2 separate regions of the Mus musculus genome follow, and region 2 is linked to region 1. A link is a contact called in ENCODE POLR2A ChIA-PET data. All regions are on one chromosome and are shown on one strand. Each heading gives the region's core, a stretch centred on a gene start or an enhancer-like site at or near the end of the contact. The rest is flanking DNA. Distances are from core to core; before and after follow the strand shown.

Region 1 (6,456 bases), core at 2,775-5,274:
CTGGGCAAGGAGGGCTGGGCTGGTTTTGAGTGAGGCAGGGAGCCCTCTCCACACCCTCTCCTGGCTGAGACACTTGTCTGTGCTTCTCCCCGCCTCTACCCCAGGAGGAGGAGATCCCGGAGCTCGAGATAGATGTGGATGAACTTTTAGACATGGAGAGTGATGATACCCGGGCTGCTAGGGTCAAGGTAAGCTGAGGTCACCTAGTGGAGGGTTGTCTGGAGACACGGCCCCTTGGGGAGGCTTGGCCCTAGGGCCATACCTTCTTTGGTTTGGGTCATCTGCCTCTGGAAAAATAAGGCTCACGGAACTTAACTTAGCTATGTTCCTAAGTGGCCTCAGTCCCTGGGGAGGGTATAGGTGAACTGAGAGCCCCTGTCCTCAAGAAGTCACTATGTGCTGTGTTCTCCCTTGCCAGGAGCTGTTAGTTGACTGTTACAAACCCACTGAGGTAAGCTATTCTCCTTGCCCTTAGGGTGGGTGTGTATGTGTGCAGCTTATCATCGGGATCCTGGCCTCTCTAACAGCCCCCTCCTATCTAGGCCTTCATCTCTGGCCTGCTGGACAAGATCCGGGGCATGCAGAAGCTGAGCACACCCCAGAAGAAATGAGGGTCCTGACTCAGACGGCCGTGGCTCCCACAGGACAATCGCTGCCCCCCAACCTCGTAGCAACAGCAATACCGGGGGACCCTGCAGCCAGGCCTGGTGCCATGAGCAGGGATCCCCGTGCCCCTGCCTAGGGGTCATTTCCCTTGCCCTCAGTTTTCCACTTTTGGGGTTTTTTATTGTTATTAAACTGACGGGACTTTTTGTGTTTTTATATTGACTCTGCGGCGCAGGCCCTTTAAAAATAAAGCTAGGATACAGCCTTTGGAGCAGCTAACAGGCTTGGCTGGTCTTTTACGGGGGACACACTGCTCTACAATTGTCACCAGCTCGTCTACTCCCCAGGTGATCCTGGGCCTTCTTGGAGCCCATGTAGCCATGGTGATAACTCAGGCTGACTCCCAGATTGCTATTCCAAGCAGCTGGGGAGCAGTGTTGCTACCTACAGTCTTCAGAGTTTTTATCCGCACTGGGTAAGGTCTCTAGGCTGTTGAGGCTAAACCTCAACGCTCTGCAATTATCAGGGAAGATATGATATGAGATTGAAGCTGGTTTTATTTTCCCTTCCCCCATGCTGGGGGTTCAACTTGGGGACCAACCCATTCACGTTACACCAGTGCCCTGCCCTAACACTGATGCTAAGGTACTAATCTAAGTTCCTTAGGATCCACAAAGAAATACAGACTCACTCTTGGGGGTTTTAAAGGTTTTTTTGTTTGTTTTTGTTTTTAAACAGTCTGGTCCCTGATGGGGGCCTCCTAGCCCTCTGCAGCCTGCTACAGTTCTGGTCCCTGACGGGGGGGCCTCCTAGCCCTCTGCAGCCTGCTACAGTTCTGAGCGTCTCTCAATCTTGAGCAGCTCCACCTCAAACACCAGGGTTGCTCCACCTGGAGAGAGAAGTGCCATCAGACTGGGACCTGGGACGCTGGGAGAGTGACGGGCTGAGGGTGGTAAGGGTATTACCTGGGATCTTTGGGGGGGCTCCCCGCTCTCCATACCCTGTCAAAAGCACAAAGACAAAGAGTTAAGTTGTGGCCAGGCTCCCTTCTAGCCCACATAAAGGATGGGGGGGGGGGGGTTTGCAGGGGTGACAGGAGAGGGTGAGAACACCAAAAGTCTGGCACTGAGCGATCTACAATTGTCACTCTCTACTGCTCTGCAGTTGTCACCAGCTCAGCTAGCGCGAGCTTTCCTCAATCCTGGCTGCTGAACACAAGCCAGACTTGAAAGTGGCGTATATGCTGCCATGACTAAATGGAGTGGGGACCAGTGAAACTTTAATTCATCCTTAGGCACATCTAAGCCCTCTCCCCATTACCTCCCAACCCCAAGGGCCTCTTACCCAGCTCGGATGGGATCACCAACTTCCGCTTTTCCCCTTCACACATCCTGCAGGATGACACATGCTTAGCACATGAAGCGCCCAGACCCCTGTCCCACAGCTGGGCCTTCCTCCCACAGCTCGCTTGCTGGATCACTCACTACAACATGTACCCCAGACCAGACTTACCCCAGCAGCCCCTGGTCCCAGCCCTTGATAACCTGGCCAGTGCCAAGGGAGAAAACAAAGGGCTGGTTCTGTGGTAGGCTGCTGTCAAACTCCGTCCCATCTTCTAGCTTTCCCTGTGAGACCATGGGAAAACTAGTAAGGAGAGGTGACAAGTCCACAACCCTTCCACCCAGCTAGTCTCCCCACCACAGCCCCAGGGCCAATGCCTTGGGTAGCTCATGTGTGTTAATTTGGATGCTGATATCTAGCTGAGTAAACTGAAAAGCAAGATAGAATCGTGGGAAGGAGCTTAGAGGTCAAAGGGGGATAGATGTGTTTGAGGTTATCTACCTAGCTGAGAAAAAACAGATGCCAAAGTCCTTTCAGGTCCTGAAACCTGCCAAAGCCCCAGAGGCTGCTCCACTCTGACACTTACCGTGTAGTGCATGTGTAAGACATCTCCCTTTCTAGACTTGATAGGACAGTGGTCCACACGTTTCTTCACTCCAATCTGCAGCTTCCGTTTGCCTTCGGCCCCCGTGGCTGCTGCCAGGGCACTCAGGCAAATGGACAGTATTGTCAGGATCCAGCTCAGCCTCATGTCTCTGTAGGCAAAGGCCACCCCACCCCCAACCAAAAAACTGGGGGGTGGAGTCATGGGACGTCTTCAGTCTGTATCAGGAGGACGCCAACTCCCCATTATATCTTGCCTGTTTCTGGGGAATCCCACAGTCCTGGGTCACCACCCCCTCCCCTGGGCTCTGTAGCCACACTTACCAGTCCAGTGAGAAGGGGGCTTGACCGAGGACCCCAGCAGCGAGGGGAGGGGGTCAGGGGAGGCCACAGCAGCCAGTGCCCCCTCCCTTTGCTCACTACCTGACCTTCTCTCCCTCCCAGTCCCCATCTCCGTTCTTCAGTTCCCGCTAGCCCCTTTACGCAAAGTCCAAACCCTATCTGATTGCACCGGATTTGTCCCGACTGGACGACCCCACTCCCGCCACACCCAGCTGCCCCCTGTCCAGCACACCCACACATCTGCGGCTGCTGCAGGTGTTCGGCCCCGAGGCACCCACACATCTCCACTAGGTGGCTCTGAGGAGCCCCGGTCCTCCGGGGGCACCCCCCAGTCCGGCCCCGTGCCTCCTCCACCAGGGGCACCTCCCCAACTCTGAGCTCTTGGGGGCCTCCGGGGAACCCAAACTGGCTCAGAGTCAGCAGGGCGCCGAGCTCGCTCCACCCACACCACCTCTCCAGGGGGAGTTCTCGGTCTACCGCGACCCCAGGCGCGGCCACCACGGAGACCGCCCCCGCGTGGACGCCCCCGGCCATAGCTCAAGCTTAGCTCTGCGCAAGGCTCCTTGGCCCCACCCTTTACGGCGTGAAGCTCCGCCCCCTGACCTGCAGCTCCACCCTCCGCAATGTTAGACCTAGTCTCCAGCAGAGGGGCCACGCCACTCACTGACTGAAGTCCCACCTCCAACGACTGGGATCTCACGCCCTCTGTCTCCGAGCCAAAGGCTCCACTTTCCACCTGCTCCAGCTCCTCCTCTAAACCCCAAGCCCCGCCCCCCACGCCTCCTACTCCAGCTATGGGCCACTGGGTTCCGCCCTCAACTCGCACTGGCTCCGTTGTCCCTCCCACCGCTGTTCCGCGCCCCGCCCCGAGCCCCAGGGCTCCGCCCCGTACGGCGTGAGAGCCCGCCCCCTGCGGCATTGCCAGAGGCCGGACCCCAGCCCCAATTCCTTCGTTTGCTGCCCCTGGCTGGCACGCGGACTCCGGCCCGCTTCAGGCCGGCCTGCCCCAGGTTGCCCTCCTGCACCCGGATCCCCCAGCCTGGGCTGTGGCCCCCCGCTCACCTCCTCGCCGCGCCCCCGGAGCCAATCCCGCTCGTGCTGTCACTTCTGCGCAGGCGCGTCTTCGTCGCTACAGGGCGGGACACGCTGCCCGCCCTCATTGGACCGTCCAAAACCCGCTGCTGCATCTATGGGCGGGGCTTCTCATTTGGCCCTGCCTCCTGAGTGACTGCGTGACAACGTCACTTCCGGGGTTCAGATTCCGGGTCTAGTTTGGCAAAAGTTGTGTCCGAGAGACAGAAGGCAGTTCCAGCCAAGGTGACATGGTCAAGCAAGTATGACTGCACGCGCCTGGAGGGGTTCTAGCAGGCACCGTGCTGACTTCCTGACCGGCACGCCTTTGGGTAGTTGTTGTGGGAAGAGGCTAGGGGTTCGGAGCGACAACCCGGATTTGAATCTTAGTTCTTTCATTTCTTGGCTGGCTGCGTGACCTTGACTAAGTTCGTTCTTTTGGTGGTGCGCTCTATGACACCCATACCACATGGCCCTGAGCTATGCGGACCCCTTTCATCTTGTGGTCTACAGTGTCAAGTCTCATCTGTGGGTGAACAAACGTCTCCTGGGCCAGGTCTATCATTCACTGCCCAGGAGACACATTCTCTAACCTAAAGATCCTGAAATTTAGAGGAAGCCAAACCTGAGTTAGGCTATGGAGTCTAGTGATTTCATACCCGTCTTAGGCCGTTTGCCCTGCTAAGACCATTTATTCAGATACCAATGGAAGATAATCATGATGTTGACCCCAAGAGAAGCATACTGCATATCTGATGAAGCTTAGTGGGTTCTGAATGTTTAGCTCTCAAATCCTAACCTTCACTGAGCCAGAGCATGATCACCAATATCACTGCTGAGAAAGTTATTTAAACATGATAAAAAATGGTGTGCTGTCCCATGACTGTAATGTCAACACTCTAGAGGTAGATATAGAGGGATCAGAAATTCAAGGACATTCCAGCTACATGAAGAATTCTGAGTCAGCCTAGGATACAGGAGACATTTTCTTAAAAGAGAAAGTTCAAAAGCAGCATCAGGGCTGAAGATGCAGTAAATCAGTAATATTTGCCAAACATGTATGAAGCCAGGAAGTTTAAGGTCATGCAGGCTATGTGAGACTCTCATGGATGGGTAAGTAATTATGTGATGATCATCATCTTGAGGAATTCTTTAGTTTACCCTACTCCTGCTTTGATACCACCAAGATCATGACCTCAGTGTCAGTCCCTTCATTAGGGCGGCTACTTTCAGTTACTTCTGTCCCTGAATGTTCTGTAGCAGGCCAAAGCCTTGGTGCTTCGCTAGCCTTCCCACACTACCCAGGACAGTGGAGAAGGGTAGACACTGAGCCTGGACCAAGTAGGTTAGGAATCTCAAACAGCAGCTGATGAATCCTGGGATGCCAGGGATTGTAGGTGGAGAAGACTCTGGGTGTGTTTCTTTAAAAAGGCTTTCCAGTCGGGCATTAGTGGCGCATGCCTTTAATCCCAGCACTTGGGAGGCAGAGGCAGGTGGATTTCTGAGTTCAAAATCCAGACCAGCCTGGTCTACAGAGTGAGTTCCAGGACAGCCAGGGCTATACAGAGAAACCCTGTCTTGAAAAAAAGAAAGAAAAAAAAAAGGCTTTCCAGTCATATGAAGGCAGGATTGAGGCATGAAAGGGGCAGCCACAAGGAACAATATTGCAAGTGTATACTCAACAGAGAAAGTGGGTGATACCTCCTATTATATATATATATTATTATATATATTAAAAACAAAAACAAAAAAAAAAACCTCACACTAGTTGAGAGCCAAGAGGGTTCCGTTTGGTGGCAATTATCTATTCTTGCCATGTGAATCTGGGAAGCAGTTCTTATGGTCTAGGTCTCCTTAATTTCTGGCCAGGGTAGTCAGAATCCTTGTGGTGAGCAGGAGGCAAGGACTTTTTGTAACAATCTGTGGTTGTGGCTTTACCTGGGAACTGCTGTCGGGGTTGGGCACACTGGCACAGTAAGATAGGAAGCAAAACTGAAATGATGCTGTGTTGCGCTTTCCTGCCCAAGCTGGCCAGCCTGGAGAGTAGCAAACAATGACAGAAGCAGCCATAGTGTCTTCCATCTCTTTTATCAGAGTGTGAGTGTGTGTGTGTGTCACAGTTATCATAACAGAACCCAAATCCCGTTATTGGTAGAAGTTTGGGGTTTTCATAGTGAGGGGAGACAGCCAGCCAGAAGATGCTCACTTGACCAGGGTGGTTAAGTGAGAGAGTACCCTGGCCCCTGAGGTGAGACATGAGGTTCCTTGACAATTGTTAGATGGCAGCTCTGGGAGATAAAAGATGGCGAGAGAGCTCTCTAAAAGGTCCAGGTCCTGGGGCAGTGACCTCCCAGACTGAGGAGGTTCGCCTGTGCTCCACTCTTCTCCCTGTGAAGCAGGGCCATAAAAGCAGCCGGGCCCGTGGAGTCTGGAAAGCAGCTTGTCACTTTCGCGGCTTCCGGCACCTGGGGAGTGGAAAAGGGGTGTCAGTGC
Region 2 (6,456 bases), core at 1,540-4,039, 240 kb after region 1:
AATGCCATGGTTACTACCACACCTCTACTTGCAAGATACTGCACGTGGACGGACATCCAAGCCAGGAAAGATGCTCGGTAAAGGATTCCAGCTACAAGGCATGGCACACATGCACTTACAGGGAGCCAATAACTTGGCACAGGCAAGGGAACTGGAAGGGATAAGCATCAAGGTAGACTGCTCAATAACAACTGGTGTTTCCCAGACACCCAACAAACCTTAGCACTGGGGCCTGGACCGGCCAGATGTTCCTCCGTGGACCCCAGGCCACCAGCATCCTCGTTTCTGTGTGGAGGCAGAAGCCTGGTGCAGAAGGACATGATGCATTTCTGGAGCAAGGTTTAAATAGACTTTATTGTTACAAAGGGGGACCCCACCAAGCAGAGCCAATACATGTGGTCCCAGTTGTCACCATGGAGACATCGAGAGGTCATGATTGCAGAAGAGGTGACTGGAATTGAATAACATGATCCCGGGGAAGGCCAGCCAGGAATGCAGGCAACATGATCAAGGTGGGCTGGCAAAAGTGGTCTAGTCAAAGGATGAGGGAAGACTGCTCCCTTCACTCCCGCTTCTTGTAGCTCTCCAGGTGTGACAGGACCCAGCCCGCAGGCAGAAGACAACACACGAAGCAGGAAGTGAGCCCAATGGTGATATCCTACACAGAGTACAAGAAAGAAGGATCCCTCAGGGCAAGAATTCTGTAGGCACTCCCAGTTCAGGTAGTCCTTAGGCATGGGAAGTCCCTCAGTGGCAAAGACCAAGGCAGAAAATCCAGCAGACCCACACTAAAGAAAGCAACTTGGGCCTGAGGTTCAATCCCCAGCACAGGAGAGGGGGAGATACAGACACAGAGAGACTCTAAGGATGGAGGGGACACTGGGTCAAGTCCATTTCCAGCCTTGAAATAAAGGTCTTTGGTTTTTAAAAAGATGTATTTATCTGTGGGGGGAAAGGGTGCAGGCAGGAGTCTTACTATGCACCCCACCCAGACCTGGGCTTAAACTTGAGATTCTCCTGTTCCTGATGCCCTGGTCCTGGAAATACACTCAAGTGCCACTATGCTCACTGGTGTGTATGTGTGCTGTTTTCCATGTGGGTGAAGGCCAGAGCTTGATGTCTGGCATCTCATCTAACAGCTCTCCATCTTTTCTTTCTTTCTTTCTTTCTTTCTTTTTTTTTTGGAGACAGGTTTTTTTTTACTAAACCTGAAGTTCACTGTTTTGGCTAGACAAGCTGAACAGTGGAATCCAGGGAGCTCCCTGCCCCTCTCCCCCTACCAGCACTAGGGCTAAAGACTAGCCGGTTACTGGGTAGTCAATGTCAAATCTTCATGCTGGTGAAGCGAATACTTCTTAAATAAACCATTCTCACGTGTCCTTGCTTTCTATACAGTTTCTTCTCTTTTTTTGTTTTTGTTGTTTGTTGTCTACACAGAGACAGGGTTTCTCTGTGTAGCCCTGGCTGTCCTGGAACTCACTCAGTAGACCAGGCTGGCCTTGAACTCAGAGATCCACAGCTTCTATAGCATAAGTGCTGGATTATAGGCGTGTGCCACACTGCCCTGCTGGGGTTTTGTATCTTTTAAAGATGTGTTTTATCTATATTTGTATGATGCATGTGTGTGAGCACAGGTATGTGTTTGCATGCTTACCCAAGGTCAGGACGGGATGTCAGATGCGTTGGAGCTGGAGTTACAAGCTTGTTATATGGGTGCTGGAACCTGAACCAGTCTTCATGAGGCTATGCACCAAACGCCATCTTTCCAGCCCCCAGACTCTTGTTTTTGAGACAGAGTCTCAGTATGTTGCCCAAGCTGGCCTGAATTCCCGAGCTCTGTTTTCATGCCTCAACCTCCCACTAAATGGGCGTAAGAGAGGGCATGGCTTGGTTGTCACTGTTTCTTCAGTGGCAGTGCTTTGGTTCTACCCCTAATTCAATGCCCAGATATCTGGATTCATGACCCATTGTCACTTAAAACAGAAGAGCTCCAAAAAAGGGAGGGATGGGGGGGCCTAGGCTGCGGTGTAGTATTAAGAAAGTGCTTGCCTAACACAAAGTCCCGGGCTTGATCCCCAGCACCACATAAACCACAAGTGATGGCACAGGCCTGTTATCCCAGCACTAAAGAGATTATCGCTTCAAAGTCAAATGTGGTCAGCCTGGGCTACAAGAGACCCTGCCTCATGTTTTTAAACTAATGTTTTAAAAGTAAAAATTGTCCTAGTATCTAAATGCTCCTACATCTCTGGGAATGTAGACCTGGTGAACTCTGCAGCCCTCCTTAATAATAAAATGTAGCAGTAACAACCATGACGTCGCTGCCAGTTACCAGGCATGCCCTCCCCTGCGGTGGGGGGGGGGGGGGAATGGAAGGAGAGACGGGTTTAGAGAGGCCGAACAGAGTAAACAAACTAGCGGGCTGACCTGACATCCAGGAACTTGGGAAAAATACCTAGGGCTTAGGAGCAGCCGAGCGACTGTCTCATCCATGCCTTGAGGACAGGCCTAAGCCAATGTCGCAGGCTACCACAGTTCGCCCACCTCCCCGCTCCCGGTCCGTCCCGCTCACCAGGACCCCGAGCTGCTCCCGCGCCGGCTTCGAGTGGACCTGAGCCCGCGGCACCATGAGCCGCCGGGCCGAGCCGGTCAGGCTCCTCAGCAGCAGTGGCGTCAGGACAGACATGACGGCGCGGAACGACCACGGACGAGGACCAGTCCAAGGTCAGGGAGTCAAGATGGCCGAACCAGCCGGAAGTTCCGGCGCTGAAGTTGCCGGACGCCCGAGCCGGAAGTATTTCGGAAATGACGTCGGGACAAGCCCCCTCGCCCGCCTGGGCTGTTTTTGGCGCGCTCCTCGAAACAACCAACCGACATCATCCTACACAGATGGGAGGAGAAATGAGACACCTTTGCTCCCACCTCCACTTTCTTCGAGAGTGACACGCATAGCCACCCAATCACACAAGCTACAAGTCTATTGACTCCTTGGCTCCTCCCTCCATTCATTTAACTAGGATCCTCTCTCTGCCAGCACTGTACTAGTGACTCCAGCTCGCCACCAGTAAGCCTCTAGTTTTAAAAACATAGTTTTACTTTATGAGTGTTTTGTCAGCATGTTCATCTGTGTATGCAGAACGCAGAGAGGCCAAAAGAGGGTGTTGGATCCTCTGGAACTGGAGTTCAGGCAATAGTGAGTAATCTTGTGGATGCTGGGAACTGAACTGAACTGGACCTCTGCAAGAGCAGCGAGTGCTTCTAAGCGCTGAGCTCTCTCTCCAGCCCCGAGACTCCTGTCATTTACTGTTATCCTCTCAGAAACCCGTTTCCACATAACTGGTAACTGTTCTCAACTTCTGCTTTCCTCCTTTTGTGTGTGTTAGGACAGTTTTGTTTTGTTTTGTTTTGTTCTCTGTTTTTCGAGACAGGGTTTCTCTCTGTAGCCCTGGCTGTCCTGGAACTCACTCTGTAGACTAGGCTGTCCTTGAACTCAGAAATCCGCCTGCCTCTGCCTCCCGAGTGCTGGGATTAAAGGCATGCGCCACCACGCCCGGCCAGTTTTGGTTTTTTAAGGTCTCCAGTAGCCCAGGCTGTCCTAAAACCGTGTAGATGAGAATGACCTTGAACTTTTCTGCTTCTATTCCTATGTTCCATGCCTTGTTGCCTCTCTTCTTTCTCTTCTTTATCCCCTGTCTCCCTTCTGCCTTTATTCTTTCTGTTCCTTTCTCCTCTCTCCTTCCTTCTTGTTTTACTAGACAAATACCTGATCAAGTGGTTCCCCATTGCTTTCTTTAAAAAAATATTTATGTATGTGATTACACTGTGTCTATACAGATGGTTGTGAGTCTTCATGTCACTGTTGGGATCTGAATTTTTAAGACCTCTGCTTGCTCCGGTCAGCTCTGCTCGCTCCTGTAAACTCAGTCCCTGCTTGCTCTGGCACAAAGATTTATTTATTATTAATACATAAGTACACTGTAGCTGACTTCAGATGCACCAGAAGAGGGCCTCCAATGGGATTTGAACTCAGGACCTTCGGAAGAGCAGTAAGTGCTCTTATCCACTGAGCCATCTTGCCAGCCCTCCCCATTGCTTTCTAGACAAGGCCCGGATCTTGGATATTGCCCTTCTGTCTGACTTCTCAATATCGCTTGTTTTTTGTCCTTGCTCCTAGGTCTCTTCTCCACCCTTCCAGATTTTGGACTTTTTACTCTTTACATTCTACCTAGAACACCTTTTCTTTCTTTTTTAAAAAGATTTATTGGGGCTGGTGAGATGGCTCAGTGGGTAAGAGCACCCAACTGCTCTTCCGAAGGTCCGGAGTTCAAATCCCAGCAACCACGTGGTGGCTCACAACCATCTGTAACGAGATCTGACTCCCTCTTCTGGAGTGTCTGAGTTTGAGGCCAGCCTGGTAAATCTTCTTTTTTTAAAGTTTTTTTTTTTTTTTTTTTTTTAAGATTTATTTATTTATTATATGTAAGTACATTGTAGCTGTCTTCAGACACTCCAGAAGAGGGAGTCAGATCTCCTTACGGGTGGTTGTGAGCCACCATGTGGTTGCTGGGATTTGAACTCTGGACCTTCGGAAGAGCAGTCGGGTGCTCTTACCCACTGAGCCATCTCACCAGCCCAGTTTTTTTTTTTTTTTTTTTTTTTTTTAAGATTTATATATTTATTATATAAGTACACTGTAGCTGTCTTCAGACACTCCAGAAGAGGGAGTCAGATCTTGTTACAGATGGTTGTGAGCCACCATGTGGTTGCTGGGATTTGAACTTCAGACCTTTGGAAGAGCAGTTGGGTGCTCTTACCCACTGAGCCATCTCACCAGCCCCTCAAATAGCAAGTTCTAAACCAGCCAGGGCTACATAGTAAGATGCTGCCTCAAATAATACTGATAGTAATCTTAAGTATACTTATCATTTTACCATTGATTGAAGACAAGTAGCTGGGAATAAAGTGATTGCCTCGCATGCACAAAAAGGGTCCTATTCTCCAGCACTATATAAACCTGACTTGGTAGCCCACAACTGTAATTCTAGCATTTAAGAGGTGGAGTCCAGAGACTATATGTCATCCTTAACTATGTATCAAGTTTCTAATGAAGTAGGGATTTTGTATGGGTATCCCTCACACTTTTTTGAAAATTTTGAGACAAAAATCTGGGGTTTTTTTTTGTTTTTTAAAAGATTTATTTATTATATGTAAGTACACTGTAGCTGTCTTCAGACACTCCAGAAGGCGGCATCAGATCTCATTATGGGTGGTTGTGAGCCACCATGTGGTTGCTGGGATTTGAACTTCGGACCTTCGGAAGAGCAGTCAGGTGCTCTTACCCACTGAGCCATCTCACCAGCCCCCAAAAATCTTACTATATGGACCTGGCTGGTCCGATATTTGCTATGTGGACTCAGCTGACATCATATTTATAATAATTACTCTGCAGGCTTTGTCATTATTGGTTGTTGTTGTTTTTGTATATTACAGGGTCTCCGATGAGCAGTGGTGGCACACACCTTTAATCCCAGTACTTGGGAGGCAGAGGCAGGCAGATTTCTGAGTTCGAGGCCAGCCTGGTCTACAGAGTGAGTTCTAGGACAGCCAGAGCTACACAGAGAAACCCTGTCTCAAAAAACCAAACCAAACCAAACCAAACAGGGTCTCACTCTTATAGCCCTGAATAGTGTGCTTCAGCCTCCCTGAGCACTGGGATTACAGGCATGAACCATGTCCAGCTATAGAGATCTCTCTGTAGTGACTACTTTTCTTGTGATGAAACACCATGACCAAGGCAAGTTAAGATGCAGTTTGTTTGGGCTTACTGTTCCTGAGGGCTAAAGGCCATGAAGCTAGAGTGGAGGCAGTAGGTAGCAGGTATGGTGGCTGGAGCAAGAAGTTGAGAGCTTATTTTGATCTCAAACACAAAGAAAAAAGGCAGAAGTGGGAATGATGGTGCCTAGCTTTCAAAGTTCAGAGCCTGTCTCCTATGACACAATTCTTCCAACAAGGCCACACCTCCTAAACATATCCAAAGGGCACCATCAACTGGGGACCAAGCATTCAAACTTGAGCCTCTGGGGACCATTCTTGCAGAACCATGAAAGGCAGCCTGGTTTCTGGTCAAGCACAGGCTTAAAACCCAGTGACACTGCAGAGACGGTAGGCATTTTGCCACTCTCCTGGACACCAGGCTCCTGGCACAAGGCCACAGCTCTCCATAGGTTTGTGGCCATCAGTCACGTAAGGGCAACACCCTATGACCTTCCATAGGTAGAGGATGTGACCTGTGGTCACATAGCCTCAAGACAGATCTCCATTTTAATGAAGTACCTAAAGGTATGAAGGGCTTAGCCAATAAACTCCCCTTTCCAGACACTCCTCCCTGCAAAAGGTGTTTAACTTCAGGCTCACCCTGAAAAAGTGGGGTACAGTTCTACTCTTCACCACTCTCTG

Evidence for each region. ChIA-PET counts read pairs that join two places held with the same protein, here RNA polymerase II (POLR2A).
Region 2: POLR2A ChIA-PET joins it to region 1 with 10 read pairs in embryonic stem cell. The contact joins the promoter of Cox8a here to the promoter of Fkbp2 in region 1. POLR2A ChIA-PET finds 5 or more read pairs at or near these places in 3 of 5 experiments (Patski and embryonic stem cell).

The regions. Positions count from the first base shown.
Region 1 is chr19:6,976,440-6,982,895 of GRCm38, forward strand. It overlaps Fkbp2 (FK506 binding protein 2), which reads right to left and starts at 4,025. Exons shown (of 6, transcript NM_001166368.2): 1 at 3,955-4,025; 2 at 2,534-2,702; 3 at 2,119-2,231; 4 at 1,951-1,997; 5 at 1,572-1,607; 6 at 1,298-1,495. The coding sequence starts at 2,698. The coding sequence ends at 1,434. LOC114841036 (Uncharacterized protein LOC114841036) reads right to left here and starts at 4,001. Exons shown (of 6, transcript NM_001370419.1): 1 at 2,875-4,001; 2 at 2,534-2,702; 3 at 2,119-2,231; 4 at 1,951-1,997; 5 at 1,572-1,607; 6 at 1,146-1,495. The coding sequence starts at 3,811. The coding sequence ends at 3,011. It overlaps Ppp1r14b (protein phosphatase 1, regulatory inhibitor subunit 14B), which reads left to right. Exons shown (of 4, transcript NM_008889.2): 2 at 105-188; 3 at 419-451; 4 at 543-885. The coding sequence ends at 611. It overlaps Vegfb (vascular endothelial growth factor B), which reads right to left. Exons shown (of 7, transcript NM_001185164.1): 7 at 6,033-6,428. The coding sequence ends at 6,407.
Region 2 is chr19:7,214,827-7,221,282 of GRCm38, forward strand. It overlaps Cox8a (cytochrome c oxidase subunit 8A), which reads right to left and starts at 2,790. Exons shown (of 2, transcript NM_007750.2): 1 at 2,573-2,790; 2 at 332-658. The coding sequence starts at 2,686. The coding sequence ends at 563.